2 separate regions of the Homo sapiens genome follow, and region 2 is linked to region 1. A link is an interaction called in ENCODE POLR2A ChIA-PET data of the cell type or tissue named here. Cell type or tissue: GM12878. All regions are shown on one strand. Each heading gives the region's core, and the rest is flanking DNA. Links, peaks and the distances in the headings are about the cores only.

Evidence for each region. ChIA-PET counts read pairs that join two places held together with the same protein. Peaks named below come from ENCODE experiments on the same cell type or tissue, not always from the same donor. Only the 100,000 strongest peaks of a DNase experiment are listed, where the experiment ranks them.
Region 2: POLR2A ChIA-PET joins it to region 1 with 5 read pairs; 2 of 35 experiments call an interaction of 5 or more read pairs at or near these places.

The regions. Positions count from the first base shown.
Region 1 is chr16:68,957,040-68,964,659 of GRCh38, forward strand. The region is part of intron 14 of TANGO6 (transport and golgi organization 6 homolog); the gene reads left to right. Among named protein-coding and RNA genes, the nearest start is that of TANGO6, 120 kb to the left of the region's middle. In GM12878, for the core only: no CTCF peak of the experiment used is centred there; no DNase peak of the experiment used is centred there.
Region 2 is chr16:68,280,930-68,287,070 of GRCh38, forward strand. All of the region lies in intron 3 of SLC7A6 (solute carrier family 7 member 6), which reads left to right. It also overlaps the pseudogene RNU6-1262P. Among named protein-coding and RNA genes, the nearest start is that of SLC7A6, 19 kb to the left of the region's middle. RefSeq lists enhancers at 817-1,111, 3,293-3,432 and a silencer at 5,437-5,731. In GM12878, for the core only: no CTCF peak of the experiment used is centred there; DNase peaks (open chromatin) are centred at 3,199 and 4,172; H3K4me3 peaks cover 2,115 bases; H3K27ac peaks cover 2,500 bases.

The DNA.
Region 1 (7,620 bases), core at 2,453-4,952:
AAGAAGGCCCCTTCATCCTAGACCTCGAAGAATCCTCATTGTCATTTTTTATTTTTACTTTAATTTTTAAATTTTTTAATAATTAAAAAATATTTTATTGCGGTTTTATGTGTGTATGCATGCATGCATGCATGTATAGCAACATAAAGTTGGCCATTTTAATTATTTAAAAATCTACAATTCAGTGTCATTAGTTGTATTGATAATGTAGTCATTATCACTATTTCTAAAACTTTCTCATCAGCCCACACAGAAACTCTATAACATTAGGCAATAATTCCCCATTTCTTCCTTCTCCATGTAATTATTTAAGGCTAATAATTAGTACATAGTCACAAAATAACCAAGCATAACACTATTTTTTTTTTTTTTTTTTGAGACAGTGTCTCGCTCTGTCACCCAGCCTGGAGTGCAGTGGTGCGATTTTGGCTCACCGCAGCCTCCACCTCCCTGGTTCAAGCAGTTCTCGTGCCTCGGCCTCCTGAATAGCTGGGATTACAAGCGCCCAGCACCATGCTTGGCTAATTTTTGGATTTTTTAGTAGAGACTGGGTTTCACCATGTTGGCCAGGCTGGTCTCGAACTCCCAACCTCAAATCATCTGCCCACGTTGGCCTCCCAAAATTCTGGGATTACAGGCGTGAGTCACCATGCCCAGCAAGCATAAGACTTTAGATGTTGGAATTGTCACATAGAAATTATGAAGTAACCATACTTATTATATTTAGAGAAATACAAGATAAGTTTGAAAATATCTTCAGGGAATGGGAAACAACAATTATCTAATAGATTTGAAAAATGAAATGGAAAGTCTTAAAGTAAAAAGTAGAATAACTAAAATTAAAAATTCAGGCCACATGCAGTGGCTCACACCTGTAATCCCAACACTTTGATAGGCTGAGGAGGGTAGATCATTTAAGGTCAGGAGTTCGAGACAAGCCTGGCCAACATGGTGAAACCCCGTTTCCACTAAAAATACAAAAATTAGCCGGGTGCAGTGGCAGTCCCCTGTAATCCCACCTACTTGGGAGGCTGAGGCAGGAGAATCACTTGAACCGGGAGGCAAAGGTTGTAGCGAGCCAAGACTGCGCCATTGCACTCCAGCCTGGGCAAGAAGAGGGAAACTCCATCTCAAAAAAAAAAAACAAATTAAATTAAAAATTCAGTGTATGAGCCGGGTGCAGTCACTCGCGCCTGTAATCCCAGCACTTTGAGAGGGTGAGGCGGGCAAATCACCTAAGGTCAGGAGTTCGAGACCAGCCTCAACATGGAGAAACCCTGTCTCTACTAAAACCACAAAATTAGCCGGGCGTGGTGGTGCATGCCTGTAATCTCAGCTACTTGGGAGGCTGAGGCAGGAGAATTGCTTGAACCTGGGAGGCGGAGGTTGCAGTGAGCTGAGATCGCGCCACTGCACTCCAGCCTGGGCAGCAAGAGCGAAACTCTGTCTCAAAAAAAAAAAAAAAAAGAGAGAGGAAGGAAGGAAGCAGGGGAGGGAGAGAGAGAGGGAGGGAGGAAGGAAAGAAAAGAAAGGAAAGAAAAAGAAAAAAAACCTCTTTTAATTGCAGAAACAGATTTTTAAGAGGCTTTCCCTCTATTTACAGATGTCCAGGATGAGCACAATGGCTTATACCTGTGATCCCAGCACTGTGGGAGACTGAGATGGGGGAGGATTACTTGAGACCAGGAGTTCAAGACCAGCCTAGGCAGCATAGCAAGGTCCTGTCTCTACGAAGCATTTTTTAATATTTTAGCAGGGTGTGGTGGTGCTTGCCTGTGGTCCCAGCTACTCAGGAGCCTGAGGCAGGAGGATCATCTGAGGCCAGGAGTTCAAGGTTGCAGTGAGCCATGATCATGCCACTGCACTCCAGTCTGGTTATCAGAGTAAGACCCTGTCTCTAAATTTAAAAAAACAAGTGTCCTGTTATATCTCACTAAACACAGGATTTTAACCTGAAGGGTTAATGTCAAGTTAACCCCTGTGTAGAACCCTACAGGGTGCCTGATTAGGTTGGATAACTCCCTGAAATTATAGGCAGAGTGTTTATGTGTGTATTTTCATATTTTAGGAAAGAATTCTTTGGAAGAGTTTTACAGTAGTTCTGTTTGGTTTCCATGTGACACTACAGTTTTAAGTCCTGCATGTCATGTTTGCTCATTTCACAATGATCGCTTTTTCCAAGCCACTGCTAGCCTGGAGCACCTATCACAAAGACTTGCCTAATCATGTCATCAAGACATCTGTTAGGGTTAAATAAGGAAAAAATGGGCCGAGTGCGGTGGCTCACGACTGTAATCCCAGCACTTTGGGAGGCCAAGGTGGGTGGATCATGAGGTCAGGAGTTCGAGACCAGCCTGACCAACATGGTGAAACCCTGTCTCTACTAAAAATATAAAAGTTAGCTGGGTGTGGTGGTGTGCACCTATAATCCCAGCTACTCAGGAGGCTGAGGCAGGAGAATTGCTTGAACCTGGGGGGTGGAGGTTGCAGTGAGCCAAGATCACGCCACTGCACTCCAGCCTGGATTACAGAGCAAGACTCCATCTCAAAATAAAATAAAATAAAAATAAAAATAAATAAGGAAAAAATGGAGAACTGAGGAAGAGTTTCCACCTTGCCTCTGTCACTGGCTGGTGCCCCAGACACAGGGCACATCTCCTAGCCCACCAAGCTTTTCTCAGGACACTTGGAGGATGTGAAAGATCAGCCCTGTCTTGCCAGAACTTTAGGCCAGGTGGCAACTCTCCGTGGAAGCCTTTGGCTTTTTCTAAACTAGTGAGAACCTGACAAGTCAGTCAGCTCTGCTGATTCTGCAGCTTTTCTTTGCATAGGCTTGAGGTGAAATGTCAGTAGAAAACTTAGGGGAAAAATAAACCTGAAGTTCAGGTGGTTCTCCTCCTACCTGGACCACCCATCTCAGGGCTTTCAGGAGGTGTGAGGAATGTTTTGTTTTCTTACCTAAATTTGGCGGACAGAGAAGTACCCATTATTTTCTTGGATATCCGAAGCCCCTCTTTTCTTTTTACTGGTAACTGTTTCTTTTGATAGCATAAAGAGAATATTTATGTGCTTTTTTACTCTTTGAAAGCTACATAAAGAAAATTAAATGAATGACGCCTGGCTTCTTTATTTCTTACCCGTGATCAGCTGAATTATAAGTTTCGCTGAATGCTTAGGGCAGTGATTACTTTCAATGCAGCAGTAATTGCCGTTTTCTTTCCCTTCCTTCTTTATGCCTTCAGTCAGTATTAGGGCAGCTTTTTTTTTTTTTTTTTCTGTACGTACTCCAGAACCTTGATCATCATGGTGTTCTTAAGGCACAGCTTTCCTGACTTCTGCTCTCTCACTCCTTCCCCTCTGGGATTCATTCACAGGTATTTGATAGAGGCAGCCCAGCACAGCTGACTGTAAGCTTTCCAGTGCTGTTTTTTAAATTATTTTTTATTTAATTAATTATTATTCTTATTTATTTATTTTATTTGAGACAGAGTCTCGCTCTGTCACCCAGGCTGGAGTGCAGTGACACAGTCTTGGCTCACTGCAACCTCTTCCTCCCGGGGTTTAAGCAATTCTGCCTCAGTCTCCCAGGAAACTGGGATTGCAAGTGTACGCCACCATGCCTGGCTAATTTTTGTATTTTTAGTAGAAACGGGGTTTCACCATGTTGGCCAGGCTAGTCAAACTCCTGGCTTCAAGTGATCCACCCACCTCAACCTCCCATAGTGCTGGGATTACAGGCATGAGCCACTGTGTCTCCAGCTGTGTTTTTGGATTTGTTTTATTTGTTTGAGTGTAGTAGCACAAGAGATTTAGGGGGCTTGCAGTAGCCTATAAAGATGTTGTGGAGTGGAGGTGTTTGAGAATCACTGGTTAAAAAACTGAAACTCATTAAAATCCAAGTTCTTCATTTTCTTTCATATGGCTTTTCCGTTATCCCTAATGTTGGCAGCACCTCAAGTTAGAATCATTCGTGAATTTCATTAACATCACTACCTCCCTTTTCCACATACTAAACAAAGATATCAACTAGGAACAAAGCAGTCCCTGTGAAGCCCAGCTAGCCACAGTGGGGGATGCTGGCTGTGCATGTGGGATGCAGAGTTCCTCTCCTTATGCTGACCTTGGAGTCCATGAGAAAGATTTCTTTTGGAGTGAGGCTGACCTTATATACTTGAAACTGTGAAGTTTGCTATCTTGAGGGTTAGGATTTGCAAAGCTAGTATGATTCCGGTAGTTATTTTCTCCGAGGCACTGCTGCCAGGTGCGCTGTCATGTAGCAGAGTGACTGAGCATGCGGGTTTGCAGTCCTGCCCCGCCACATGGCAGCTCTGTCATCTTGGGCCATATTTTCACCTCCGTTCCTCAACTCTTTGTGCCTCAGCTTCTCTCTCAAGGAATTACAGTGGTATCCACTTCAAATGATTGTTGGGAACATTAATGGATGAATGCATGTAAAGTGCTTACGACTGTACAAGGCATATTGAAAACCTTCAGTATTAGTGTCTTTGCTGTTGTGTTTGTATTTATTAATAATATTTCATCATCCAAATGGCTTCCACTAAATATGGCTGTCAGTAAATATAGATTATTCACGTGTTTTTACTTTTTTCCCTCCAAGATGGGAATTAGAAAACACTTTAAGGAAATATATTGGCATCATCTTAGTGTTCAGATATATTATTTAGATACTGATTTAAAGAGGTAGACACTGGGTATGGTTCTTACAAATTTTCAAGAAAACAGTCAATGATAGTTAAGAGAAGTGGTCAGGCACAAATAAATTTTCCTGCTGATTAAGATAATCACCAATCTGTAATTGTCCTCTCTTGCAGCTCTAAGTCACAAAGATAATAAAGAATTCTGAAGAGAAGAAAATATCACCCTTTAGCAGGATGCTTCGGTAGCTCTTTCGTCTAACCCTGTTTTTTCCTCAGGCCTAAGTAACATTCACTCATCCTGAATCTTTATAAATTTGTTGGGGCCTGTTCACAGTTAACAAAACTTTGGAGCTTTAGAGAAGCTAAATATCAAATTGGCATGCTAGACGTAATCATTTACTCTAATTACAAAGACAGCCCAGCTATTCAGTTGAGTTCCCCATACTTCCTTTATTTAATAACCAACTTCCCCAGTTTGTGCAACTTCCTGAATTCTTAGAGCTGAAATTATTGTTAGCTTCCATCATAATAAAAGGTCTCACATACGTAACAACTGAAGTATCCTGCTAAAGGGTGGTATTTCCTTCTCTTTAGAGTTCTTTATTATCTTTGTGACTTAGAGATGCAAGAGAGGCCAATCAGACTGGTGATTCTCTTTTCTTAATCAGGAGGAAAACTTTATTGTGCCTTCCCACTTCTGTTAACCATCATTTGTTATTCTCTTTAATTAGAGCTTCCACTAGAGATTAATATACATTTTCATATCTTCTTTCTAGTTTTTTAAATGAACTTATTTTTATTGATTACTTTGAACATAGTCTTTAAAGAGTCGAAAAAGAGGGCCGATCACCTGAGGTCGGGAATTCAAGACCTGACCAACATGAAGAAACCTTTTCTTTACTAAAAATACAAAATTAGCCAGGCATGGTAGTGCATGCCTATAATCCCAGCTACTCAGGAGGCTGAGGCAGGAGAATTGCTTGAACCTGGGAGGCAGAGGTTGTGGTGAGTCAAGATTGCGCCATTGCACACCAGCCTGGGCAACAAGAGCAAAACTCTGTCTCAAAAAAATAATAATAATAAAATAAAGAGTCAAAAAAGCGGCCGGGCGCGGTGGCTCATGCCTGTAATCCCAGCACTTTGGGAGGTCGAGGCGGGTGGATCACGAGGTCAGGAGATCGAGACCATCTCTGTGGCTAACATGGTGAAACCCTGTCTCTACTCAAAATATGAAAAAAAAAAAAAAATTAGCCTGGCATGGTGGCGGGCGCCCGTAGTCCCAGTCACTCGGGAGGCTGAGGCAGGAGAATGCCATGAACCCGGGAGGCAGAGCTTGCAGTGAGCCGAGATCGCGCCACTGTACTCCAGCCTGGGCGACAGCAAGACTCCGTCTCAAAAAAAAAAAAAAAAGCTTGTCCTTGTGCTTTTTTTTTTTTTGAAACAGAGTCTCACTCTGTCACCTCACCCAGGATACAGTGCAGTGATGCAATCTCAGCTCACTGCAACCTCCACCTCTCAGGTTCAAGCGATCCTCCCACCTCAGCCTCCATAGTAGCTGGGATTACAGATGTGGGCTACCACGCCTGGCTAATTTGTGTATGTTTAGTAGGATTTCACCATATTAGCCAGGCTGGTCTTGAACTCCTGACCCTAAAGTGATCCGCCCACCTCGGCCTCCCAAAGTGCTGGGATTACAGGTGTGAACCACCATGCCCAGCCCCTTGCCCTACTTTTTACACCCTAGTTCCAATCCCCAGAGATTGCCATCTTCATACCCCTCCTTTTTAAAGTAGTTTCTTCTAGTAATTATTTCTCTGTTTATAAATAAAGTGCTTACACAGACCTCTCTTGATTTAAAAAATTTTGGACATGACCTACTCACTTTCTACATGTTAGATGTGGACCTAGTGCACACACATAGGTGCACACGCATAGGTACACACATGCTCAAACAACTTCTGCCATTTCCCATCACAACTTTTGGCTAAATCATTGGGCACTGTTTACTGCTGACCATGTGGATGTTATTCAGTGCTGAGCCTAGTGCAGTCGTCAGCCTTCCCTGCACATTTGCTTCCTTTTCTGCGTACATACTGATATATTTTCCAAAGATCCAGCAACTCTATCATGCACATATCATAATTTTGCTCTAGTTTTGTTCTATTTACCCAGACTTCAGCCTTTGACACCTATCCCATTGTCTTTTTCCTTGGTTGTGGATTCATACCTTTTTTACACCTTGTCACTTTAGTGAGATTTCAGGAGAAAGAGGATGCAAATGTTTGTGGTCATTCTGCTGTGTTAGTTGCAAATTCTTTTTACTTTCAAAGTAGAACAGCTGACTAGCTGTTCTACTTTGAAAGACAAAATTTGTTAAAATGTTTTAAACATAAATTTTAAAATTTATCACAGATTTTTTAAAACATTTTATTTATTTATATCATTCAAAATTCAAAATATTCCCAACACAGAGAAATGGTAAACATTTGAGTGATGAATATGCTAGTTACCCTGATCTGATCGCTATATTATATCTATTGAAACATCACCATGTACCCTATGAATATGTACAATTATTATTTGCCAATTAAAAAATTAAAAGTAAAAAAAATTTTTAACTTACTAAAAGATACAAAAATAGAAAGTCTCTCTCTCTCACATTTATCCCCTTGTCACCCAGTTTCCCTCCCCAGAAATAATCAATATTATTAGTTTCTTGAGTATCCTTCCAGAATTATTCAATGAGTGTATATTTCCCCTTTGTACACAAATAGTTGAATTCAATAGAGACGATTTTGCATCTTGCTTTTTACTTAACAATAGCTCTTAGAATTCATTTCATGACAGTTATTTAAAAACATATTAATTTTTTTTTTTTTTTTTTTTTGAGACAGAGTCTCGCTCTGTCGCCTAGGCTGGAGTGCAGTGACGCGATCTTGGCTCACTGCAACCTCCGCCTCCT
Region 2 (6,141 bases), core at 2,938-5,437, 680 kb before region 1:
TCACCATGTTAGCCAGGATGGTCTTGATGTCCTGACCTCGTGATCCGCCCACCTCGGCCTCCCAAAGTGCTGGGATTACAGGCGTGACCCACGGCGCCCAGCCGGCTGTGGCTCCTTTTAAATGGAGTATGGACTCCCCAGTCCACTGTAGTCCTCCACTTCTTGTATTATCCCCAGACTTTCTTGCCTTTGCTCACTCATATTACTTTCCTGGCCTCTGAAGGCACTGCACTTTCAGATCCTGGCTTTCTGGCTGTACCCCATCCCCTTCCCAGGTTATACTGGCAAGGAGATCCAAGCAGCTTTTTGCAGATTTCAGGCTATTTTATTTTACCTACTAATTATCCTAGAACAGTGGTTCTCAGCCAGAGGGGAGTTTATCTTCCAGGAGACATTTAGCAATATCTGGAGACACTTTTGGTTGTCACAACTCCTGGAAGGGGGTGCTTTTTGCTTCTAATGGTAGAGGTCGGGGTGCTGCTGAACATACCACCATGCACAGAACAGCTTCTCACAATAAAGACTTACTTGGCCTAAAATGTCAATAGTGCTGAGGTTGAGAAACTCTGTCTTAAGGGTGCACTCTGTTCATATGTGTTCTGGGGTTTTGGAATCTTATGTGGTGAGGCAGGGCCACAGGCTGCTGACTGAACTCAGTAAGTTTAGGGGCTCATACTCACTTGTGGGACTAATGGGGAGAAATGTTGGTTCTTGAGGTAGGTACATAGGGTCTCCTCTTTGCCTAGGTGACCAGCAGGATTCACAGTAACCCAGGTGCCCAGTATTATAAGAGTACTTGATTTGACTGCAGAAGGGTGGTGTTTCTGCCTTGGGTGTTGTCAGCCCATTTAGCTTTGTGGGCTTTGACCTCGGGATCCTCCCTCTTGTGTAGGCTTATACACATCAATGGAAAGTATTTGCTTTGAAGATTTCAACATGGAAGTAGTTCATTGCTGACACAGCGGCATCAAAGCCCAGCGCCTGCTCACAGCTGAGACTCCATTCCCCCTGAGTTTGTTTGGCAAGGGTGACAGTGAGCAGGAGGAAGAGAAGGAGGGAGACTGGGAAGGATGAGACTGGAGGGAAGAAGAAACACTGTATGATCCCTGAGTATCCATTGTTTCCATGCTTTCCTGCTCTCTTGGACCCAGGCCTGGTCAGAGTTCTCAGTAGAAAAGATACGCTCCTCATTTTGGCTAGTTGCTATGGACAGACAACTTTCTTGTTCTGAGAGTGATACGGGGCTAGGGAGGACTGGGTCTTGATCATAGTTGTTTCAAGACTCCAACCCTATATATAGTTCGAATGCTTTCATAATGGGACTAAATGTATTTGTGTAATTAAAAACAAAGACACTGGCCAGGCTCAGTGGCTCATGCCTGTAATCTCAGCAGTTTGGGAGGCCAAGGCAGGAGGATCACTTGAGCCCAGGAGTTCATGACCAGCCTGGGCAACATAGCAAGAACTCGTCTCTTAAAAAACAAAATAAAACAAAAAACCACAAAAAAACAAGGATACTTTAAAAAAAGACACATACATTACATATTTATATACATCCCAGGAGGTAGCCACTGATTCTGGGATCCCCATTTGGAAGGGTTTACCTCCCCTGGAGTGTTGGAGAGCATTTCACTCCTGAATGTCTTGTAGTTGTCCCCTCCCTACCCTGCCTTTCTTCCTTTCTTCCTTCCACATTTTTTTTTTTTTAGATGGAGTCTCACTCTGTTGCCCAGGCTGGAGTCCAGTGGCGTGATCTTGGCTCATTGCAACCTCTGCCTCCCGGGTTCAAGTGATTCTCCTGCCTCGGCCTGCTGATTAGCTGGGACTACAGGCATACGCCACTATGCCCAGCTAATTATTTTGTATTTTTAGTAGAGACGGGGTTTCACCATACTGGCCAGGCTAGTCTCAAACCCTTGACCTTGTGATTTGCCCGCCTCGGCCTCCCAAAGTGCTGGCATTACAGGTGTGAGCCACTGCGCCCGGCCTTTCTTCCACATTTTTGTTGTTATTTTTTGTTTACGGTTGCACTCCTTTGTCCTTGAATGCCCCTTTATAACATTCAGCCTGTCTGGGAGGAATTGGAAGGTTTCCCTCCGCTCTCTGTTGCCTGTGGGAAAAGAGAGTTGTGACTACTGTCAGCGTAGCTGGGAGTACAGCTTCAGATTGCCAGGCAATCTCCTCATCAGAAAGAGAGTATGAAAGGCACAGTTCTGCGAGAGGGTGCATATGTTATTCACTATTAACTTGGGTTTCAGACAACAGAAAACCTTTAGCAGCATGGCTCAAACATGTTGATGTTTGTTTCTCTCACATGTTAAAAGGAGGCAGTGTGGTTTGGATGACTTCAGTTCTTCAGGGAGCCAGGTTTATTCCTTCTGTCTTCCTGCCATCCTCAGCCTGTGACTTCTAGCTGGTGGTCCAGGATGGTTATTGAAGCTCTAGCTGTCATGTCTGCACTGTAACTGACAAGAAGGACAAAGACACTGCCTCCCCCATTTAAAGACACTTTCTGAGGTCTTATATGAAATATTTGCATACATCCCGGGAGAAAACCTGGTTGCACAGCCGTACCTACCTGCAGGAGAGGCTGGGCAATGTCAGCTTTATTTTGGACAGCCATGCCTTCAGCTAAAATTTCTATTACGAATGAAAAAGGGAAGAACAGATAGAGGAAGATAACTAGCCATGTCTGCCACAGAGACTTTGGGGATTTGTTTCTGCTTTGGCTTTCAGTTTGGATCTGCCATTTGAGTACTCCTTTCTCAGCAATAAGCTCCCAGAGAGCCTTGAAGACCCTCACGTGGGTCCCACGCTCCTTGGTGCAGGCTTGTCCAGCAAGGAAATGAGATCAGGAGAAGAGGGAAGGCTTGGATGTTTTAATTGTGGTAGCTGAATCTTAGCATCTGGCTTTAAGGCCCAGTTGTTGACTTTGTTTGAACTCTGATAGTTTATGGTAAGCTAGGGGGGCTGGGAGTTCTGGGAAGCAATAGAGGAGTAAGGATCAGATGGTGAAATTTTGTTTCTTAATTAGAATCAGGAGAACAGTCAAGGGACTTGGCTTCTGCTTGACAGACTGTTCTAGGAGCTCTCTGTTCTCTGGCAGGGCTGATAGTAGGGTGAGGCAAACGAGGTGCCTGGGGTCAGCGTTGAAGGGCGTACTCACTCTCAGGTTCCGGCATGTGGTCCCCTGAGAGTGAGTGCCTCCTTAAATTTTGTGCCCTAGGTGCCTCCTAGCTTCACACTACCCTGGCTCTGCCTTCTGGTGCTACATTGTTGCTAATGAACCATTTTTATTTTTAAACAAATTCTTTTAAAAATTTTCAGGGGCCATGCTAATCTTCTTTGCGTCGTTCCAATTTTAGTATATGTGCTGCTGAAGTGAGCACGAACTATTTTTATTTTTATCTAGAAAGAGGCGTATGTTCACGGTAAACCATGGTAAACCACAGAGTGGAAAAAGTCTCCTTCCCTCTCCACAGCTTTAGTCTTTCTCCCCAGAGGAGCCACTCTGACCAGGTGCTTTTGTATCCTTCCAGCTGGTCTATTGGAATGGACTCTGCAGGCATTTCCACAAGCAGCCTTCTTTATTCATTAGTTTAGCACATAGTTGAATTTCCACTGTGTGTAATATTTACCTGTGCACAGAGAGGACCAAACCTGTAGGACATTTATGGCAGGATAGAAGGAAGGAGAAGGATCAGAAGTGAGACCCAGTGCCAGTTAGTGGGTCTGAGGAGTGTATCAGCTTCTCTTCCCCTTGGAGCTGCAAACCAGAAGCACAGTTAGCACTGCCAGGATATTGTCAGACAGTCTCTTTCTCCATGTTTATTTCCACCTTTTTGTGTTTCTCTCCTTTTATCCTCTTCTGTCTCTGCCTCCTTGTCTCTTATCTCTCACCCCTCTGTCTCTTCTGTGTATTTTCTCGTCTTTTTTTTTTTTTTTTTTAGAGACAAGTTCTCACTCTGTTGCCCTGGCTGGAGTGCAGTGACTATTCACAGATGCTATTACAGTGCACTATAGGCCCGGACTCCTGGGTTCGGCAGTTCTCCCACCTCAGCCTCCCACACAGTTGGGACTCCAGGTGTGCACCGCTGCCCCGGCCCCCTGTCTGTCTTTTTGTCTAAGCTGCATGCCCTCCCACTTCTGCTTCTTTTTGTGTTCTGCTTCCTTCCTCTATTTACTTATGGTTTCTGTCCCTTTGTTACTAAGGGCTTGTATGTGACTTTCACTTGCTGTAGCTCCTGACCCTTCTGCCCATTACTGTTAGATTCAGTTTCTTGGTATTCCAACTCTGTGTTTCTGGGAGAGGCAATGTAACAGGCTCAACTTGGGTCCAGTGTCTGGCTCCATCAGTCATGATAGGGAAGGGGGAGCAATTCCCAAGAAGGAGCTGGGCAGGTACTTCAAAACATGGCTACTGTACTGTGTAGGGGCCTATGGATTACTGGTACCTATTAACTAGGTAATCCTTATGTTAGCTGATTGAGGCTTAACCCCATACAGGTAGCTTTGATCATCAGGGTAGGTCCCTGGGAAGACCTGCCAGCAGCATGCATTTCTTTGGGCTGCTTCTCCCCTCCCATTTGACCACTGTCCCCCTACTCCCACATCATGATTGACTAGTAAGCACCTGTGTTACTGGCCAGTGTACTGAGTGAAAGCTCTTTGAAGCCATTGAGCCTGGCACCTGCCACCTGTGTTCATTTTCACAGGCTGGCCATAGGCACTTCTCTCCATTTGAATGGAAGAATATCCAACTTTCTGACAATTTGCCTTGCTCCAGGGAATTGGAAGTTAGAGTGAAAATCTTACCACCTTGGTTCCAACCAGGGTTTATCAGTGCCCCTCTTTGCTTGGTGATGAGCTTAAGAAAACAACGTGGCCAGGCATAGTGGCTCATGCCTGTAATCCTAATATGGGAGGCTGAGGCAGGAGGATTGCTTGAGCCCAGGAGTTCCAGACCAGCCTGGACAATACAGCAAGACCCCTGTCTCTACAAAATAATTTTTTTTTAATTAGCTGGGTGTGGTGGTGTGCACCTGTGGTCCCAGCTAATAGGAGGTTGAGGTGGGAAGATCACTTGAGCCCTGGACATCGAGGCTGCAGTGAGCTGTGATCGCACCCACTCCAGCCTGGGTGACAGAGCAAGACCCTGTCTCAAAAAAAAAAAAAAAAAAAAAAAGAAGGAAAGAAGGAAAATAAAATGATATACTGCTGTTACCTTCTGAGAATTTGTGATCTTGGGAGAAGCATGACCCAATCACCTGAGGGAGAGACTTGAGACAGGTGTCTACATGATGATAGCATAGACACTAACCTGTGCTAAGAAGCAGGAATGCCATGTGGTTCAGGAGAGAAAGAGCTCAGAGAGGGGTGGGGTGGTGTATTCAGAGAAGGTTTTACAGAGGAAGAGGAAGTGGGGGCTGAACTAGACCTTGACTGGGAGTTGCTGTTGGCTATGGCAGGAAGAGGAGGGGAGGACATTTCTTTTTATGTGTGTGTACGGTACGAGTAAGAGAGAGAGTCTGGCTGAAGGAGAGAGTGCAAAGTGGGTAGGAGTAAGTGGAGTTGGCCTAGAGGATGGGCCCAAAAGATTTTGTAGTAAGATTTGAGGTGCACATAAAAGTTCTGTTTTTGTATGCTAGAGGCAGTACTCACAGATGTCACTGCGTTCCTTCCTGCTGGATATTGCTCTTATGTCGTCCCCATGGATCAGTCATTGTTTAGCAGGAGCAAAGTGCCGGGGCTCTCAGCACAGGGCCCAGATGTCACTGAAGTGTGTGAGGAGCTAGAACTTAAAGCCACGTGAGCCTAGGGAGTACTCGAGTGGGTGCGCTTCTCCATGGACTTCATTGAGAATTGGGAGGTATGGGTAGGAATGAGGGTGGAAGCGATCAGTGGGCTTGGGAATGTGAACTTAGAAATGGTAGTTAGCTTCTCTCACCTCAGTTTCCTCATCCATAAAATGGGAATAGGAATATCTGTATTTTGGAGTCGTGAGAATTGATGGAGAGGTGTATGTGAAATTGTCAGGCATATAACAGACTTTTCTTTTTCTCCTTTTTTTTTTTTTTTTGAGACGAGGTCTTACTCTGTCATCAGGCTGGAGTGCACGGCTCACTGCTGCCTCAACCTCCT